Regions from separate parts of the Homo sapiens genome. Here region 2 is linked to region 1. The links are chromatin contacts, found by POLR2A ChIA-PET in ENCODE. All regions are on one chromosome and are shown on one strand. Each heading gives the region's core, a stretch centred on a gene start or an enhancer-like site at or near the end of the contact. The rest is flanking DNA. Distances are from core to core; before and after follow the strand shown. Region 1 overlaps FOXP1 (forkhead box P1). Region 2 overlaps EIF4E3 (eukaryotic translation initiation factor 4E family member 3).

What was found. ChIA-PET counts read pairs that join two places held with the same protein, here RNA polymerase II (POLR2A).
Region 2: POLR2A ChIA-PET joins it to region 1 with 13 read pairs in T-cell. The contact joins two enhancer-like sites. POLR2A ChIA-PET finds 5 or more read pairs at or near these places in 2 of 52 experiments (T-cell and activated B cell).

What each region holds. Positions count from the first base shown.
Region 1 is chr3:70,979,368-70,982,108 of GRCh38, reverse strand. All of the region lies in intron 14 of FOXP1 (forkhead box P1), which reads left to right. Among named protein-coding and RNA genes, the nearest start is that of FOXP1-AS1, 310 kb to the left of the region's middle. Within about 2 kb of position 1,313, at least 3 of the 41 ENCODE cell types and tissues checked have a DNase peak (open chromatin) inside an H3K27ac peak, as active enhancers do.
Region 2 is chr3:71,720,686-71,723,385 of GRCh38, reverse strand. All of the region lies in intron 1 of EIF4E3 (eukaryotic translation initiation factor 4E family member 3), which reads left to right. Among named protein-coding and RNA genes, the nearest start is that of EIF4E3, 3.4 kb to the left of the region's middle. Within about 2 kb of position 1,450, at least 2 of the 41 ENCODE cell types and tissues checked have a DNase peak (open chromatin) inside an H3K27ac peak, as active enhancers do.

The sequences.
Region 1 (2,741 bases), core at 64-2,563:
CTGCTTTGAGTCTTTCTTCTCCATTCTTTCTCTCTCAACCTTCCCTTTCGAAGATGGTTTCTCCTCCAGACAAGCATGTGATCATCAAACAGAAGTTTAAAAGTTAAGAAACTTCTGTACCAGTTGACAAGGTTGACATTTCATTAACTTGTTGGTTCAGCCTTCAAATGATTTTGTGTGGCAAAGCACCCTGTGTTTGGAGTGTACAGCTTTTTCTTCTTCCTTCCCTCACGGGCTAGTCATGTTTAATTTGGAATCTGGGCTCCTTTGGCAAATTAGCAATTAGAACAATTTTGTGGGAATATGTATATGTGTCATTAGTTTTCCTGCAAATTAATAGCAAGGGCAGAGGTCAGGCAGAAATTTTCCACTTGACTGCAGCTCCTCTATTGAGACTTGGCACTTGGTTTTGGAATGGCCACAGCTGCTCTCAGCCACCCTCTTCCTCTAGGAACTGTCTTTTAATTAGTTTACCTCATAGCCATCATTACAAATATTACTGCCTCCCCTCCTCGAAATAAAATTACTGTTTCTACAAAATATTCCAGTGACATCTTGCACCACTGCACATTGATGGTGGGGTCAGTCGAATGCAGCATTTAATCATTAGATCACCTCCATCCGCGTCTCCTAATTAGAGTCCTTACAATACATTTTTATCTGGTAATTAGCTGAGATTGGCTGCTTCCTCTGTGGCTTATTAGAGACAGCCCAGCAGTGGGTGTGAATCACGGTGTCATTTGTCAAGCCTGGTAAGCCCCCTCTCTGCTCTCTTCTGGCTCAGTATTTATTCCCACTTGCTAATGTTCAAAAGCCTCCAGAAAATTCTACCTTCATCTCTTCCTTTGTGGATTGTGCTAACTTGGAGGGATTTTATTTTTCGCTGTTGCTTTTTTTTTTTTTTTTTTTTTTTTTTTGGTAGAAAGAGTCCTAGTGGTGCGATCTTGGTAATAGCTACAAGGCTCACATCCTTTCGGCATTTTGATGACATTTTACTGTGGGATTTGTCTATTCTTCGTAGCTGTGAACACCCAAAAAGATGGGCTTGCACTTGCTGAATGAGTTTTGATTTCTGACAATGAAACTGGAACTCAGTTAACTTGGTGATCTTCCTCCCAAAACTGAAAGGGAGCAGGCATGAAGGACATTTGTGTTTGTAATTTTCATTGCATCTTTCAGAAAGCCACAGTGTTTAGGGAAAAGTTCTTAAACTGAAAAGAGAAGCCGAGAAGTATAGTCAGTCCTCAGAACTGCTTTGTGGTTACTGTGTACCTTTGCCCTTTGACTGACGTATGTGTTTGATGGTAAGCGCTTCAAGGGCAGCAATTAGCTGTTTTCTTCCTGTTTTTGTCATTGTAGGAGTAACTGCCTTATATTTGCTCAGTTACACGTGTTGATTGTCATGCATAAGCAGGGATAAAATGCTCTGCACGGAATCTTTTCCAAAAATGAGCATACAGAAAAATGAAACTGGTTAGTGTTCATTTTTGCTATTAACTAGGCATAAGATGATTATACAAAGGATCTAGAATCATACAAGTGTGTGGTTTGACCTTGGGTCTGGGTTGGGAATATGGGCAAATTATTTAATCTCTCCAAGCCTCAGTTTGCTTATCTGTAAAGTATGAGTAATAACATCTCAGATATTAGTGGTGGTATGAGAATTGAAGGAGACCACACAGTGGCAGGTGGTTTTAAAACATGATTTTTACAAATGTTACCCATGACTTTCCAAAGCGCTCTGAGATTCTTAGGCTTAGCAGCGTCTGAATTATAAAAGCTGTATATTTATGAGCATTAGCCTTTCATGCACTAATTTCCTTGACCCTTTGCTTGGGCTGATGCTTATACATACTGTTCCTGGACTTGGTCAGTGATTAAGGCCCGAGGTGAAGAAGAGGTCAGCCCCAACTCTTCCCCCCTTGGCTTCTCAGCTCTGCCCCATCCTGCGGCTGCTACTCTGAACTGTTCACACTTAGTTTGCAAATGTGTGTCAGAAAGCCAGGTTTCCAACATTATAGAGAAAAACCCGCTCATGGCATCTGCTCAGCTTGCTGGGGCATTTGTAAGGGCAGTGCCATCTCCAGAGCTTGCTCTTCGCAGGCATTGTCTCTTGCTCACCGAGACAACATTCTACGCTGAAAATAAAAAGGAAAGCACAACTCAAAGCTCACAACATTCTGTTTCCAGCGCCATGTTTACATTTTTCCATTAGTATTTCTTCATGATATTTGATCTTTCTTTTCTTCAGGTTCATTGCTTTTTTATGAAACTCTCCTGAAACATATTAGAGAGGATTCTCAGGCCCCCCTCCCTTTTTTTTTTTTTTTAACTAGAGTGTGAGTAAAGGTCGAGTCTTCCCAACATATTGGAACTCTCTTTTAATAAGTTCTTTGATTATGATCTCAGAGGAATCTCATTTTTAATACCTTCCACAAATACTGCCTTGTACTTAAGACTGACTATAGCAATGGTGAATTAGACTTGGTGAAATAGACTTACTATGGTAAGTGATTTGAAATCTGGTTTGAGAAAATATTACCAAGTAAGCCTACTTTGCTGAAGTTTATTGGATTTTAGGGTGGGTCTGTGTATCTGAGACAGCACATAAACAGTAATACATACGCTGAAAACAACCAAATTCTTCAGCATTGCCAGACGTAAAATAATATTTCTGTTGCAACAAATTTTGGGGAAGGGTTATGCCTTTTAGTATTTGTAAGAACAGTACTTTAAGGTGA
Region 2 (2,700 bases), core at 201-2,700, 740 kb before region 1:
TATTAATTTAGAAATTATAATGAGTTCCAATATTGTACATATGAATTCATTTTGCCCGATCAAACAACTCATAATTTTTATTGAACTTTTTCTCCTTCTGTGGGAATCCATTACCTTTATATAGGGTGCCCCTCTCCCCCTTGAGGTTATGAACACATTATGATCTAGAAGTTCATTAGTAACTTTTCTCCCCAGGTAAACAACATTCTAGAGACTGGTGAGGTTCTCAGGAGAGCCCTCCAAGGCAGCCTTACCTGCAGCATAGCCAATGTCTGCCTGGCAAGATGACATCGGTTTTTGAGTTCCATAGCATGCAAAGGCCTCTTGCTACTTAAAACTCCCCTTTGGCATCCTACCTCCCGGCCTGTCCTACTTTCCAGCCTACTGTGTGCTGATGAGCAAGCCATCTAGCTGCCCCAAGCCTCACTTTCATTGTAAAATGGGATAGTCATAGGCTATGTCTCACAGGGCAGTTCTGAGGATTAAATGAGAGACATGATGTACAACACCTAACAGGTGCCAGCTGGTAGAAGGAGCTTCCTAAGCATAAACTACTAACACTGTCATTACCATGCTCCCCAGCTACCAACCCCTCCCCATACCCACACCCCAACAAACAGTCTCTGGAGCAGCTTGTCTGAATTCTGTGTTGGGAAGCCAGAAACCTAAATTCATTCCCCTCACTGGATGAGTTGGAGAACTCCTCTGTAAAGTTATTAGTATTTTTAATAGTCAACTCCAATAAGTCCTTATTTGGTTAAAAAATTAGACTGTATGGTTAAGGATTTCGGCATTTGAGGAAGGTAATTTTAGATTGGGGGTACAGGCTGAAGAGTTTTTCTCCCCTTTTCTGGACATTTAAAACTATCCTGTCTTGATTCTTGGAAGCCACTCTGGGTTATGTGTCTCTAACTGCTTCCTTTTGATCTTATGGTGACCCGCTCGCCTCTGAGTTTTTTCCCACAAGACTCAGGCCTCAGGCCTCTTCTTTGTGCCATTTACACCAGGGATCTCATCCAGTCACAGTGCTTTCAGGTCCACCTGAATTCTGGTGACTCTCAAAACCTTACACTCTTAGATCCAGTGCTCCTTCCCCTTTGTCTCCATGGATGTCCAATGTAATACACAACCAGACTCAACATATACTGAACTACCTCCTCAACTGCCTTCCCAAACTTGTTTCCTTCTATCTGTATCTCAGATAAGAGCAGTTAAGAGCAAGTCTATCCTTCCAGTTGCCCAGCCCAGAAATCTTAGAGTCATCTGTAACCACCTCCCACCCCCGCCCCCCCGAGGAAAAGCCAAAGGGCTTACAGGAACCATAAAGCTTTGCAGCTCTTCCTGCCCCACCCAGGACCCTTTTCTCCCTTGTCACTCTCCCTTCTGCCATGCCCTTCTTTCTGCTCATCGGTCCCCTTGCTCTTTCGCCTTCATCCCAAGCAGGGACCTTAGCCACTGACACCCCCTACTGCTTGGAGTGCTCTCACCTCCATCAGTGCTTGCCCTGCTCTTTCCTGTCCTTCAAGCCTCTGCTCACATGTCACCTTCTCAGACCTTCCATATTAGTCTGTTCTCACACTGCTACGAAGAATTACCCAAGACTGGGTAACTTATAAAGGAAAGAGGTTTGACTCACAGTTCCACGTTGCTGTGGAGGCCTCAGGAAACTTACAATCATGGTAGAAGCCAAAGGAGAAGCAGGCACCTTCTTCACAGGGCAGCAGTACCAAGTGAGTGCAAGCAGGGTAAATGCCAGACACTTATAAAATCATCAGATCTCATGAGACTCACTCACTATTACGAAAACAGCATGGGGGAAGCCACCCCCATGATCCGGTTACCTTCACCTGGTCCTGCCCTTGACATATATGGGGATTATGGAGATCACAATTCAAGATGAGATTTTGGGTGGAGACACAGCCAAACCATCTTATGTTGCCTGACCACTGTTATGAAATGGCGCAAGCATCCTGACACACACACCCCGAGCCCCTGACCCTGTTTTATTTTCTCCATAGCATTACCACCATTGGCTTGTCTTCTCCCACTAGGATGTAAACCTCATGAGGGCAGAGTTCTCGTCCCGGATGCCTTGTCCTTAGCTCCTGGATTGGAGCCTAGCACAAGTCAGTCCGCACTGAATACCCTGAACAGGGTGTTGTTGAATTCTACCCGCAGTGACTTCACCTTCTCCTGTGGTGGCTCCATTACTCTGCTAATCATTTGCAAGTCTCCATCTCCAGCCTTCAGCTCTCTTCGGAGTTCTGGACACATGTCTGAAAGCTAAGGAAATCCACAGGCACTTTAAATGCAGTACTGATTCTTCAGTGACTGAGCTCATTTCTCTCTATTCTCTTTCTTTTCTGCTGACCACGTGTTGGTTAACCATCCTGCCATACTTCCAGTTTTTCAGAATTGGAATTTCCATTTGATCCTTGAATCTTCTTTCTCTCAAGCACCCTCCTCCATCCAGTTCTATATTTCATACTGTTAATTCCCCTGGGAAAACTTGATCCAAGTCTAAGCCATTTTCCTCTCTCCATGCCCTCTCTCTGCAGGTTCTGGTTATGTCTAGTTCCAGTTACCTCCTAGCCGGCTCTTAGCTTCCTGCCTGCTCCCAAGCTCTGCCCCTTTCCAGGCATCCCCCACCTGGACTGGCATGGTTAGCCTTCTAAACATACGCCTTATCTTACCATTCCA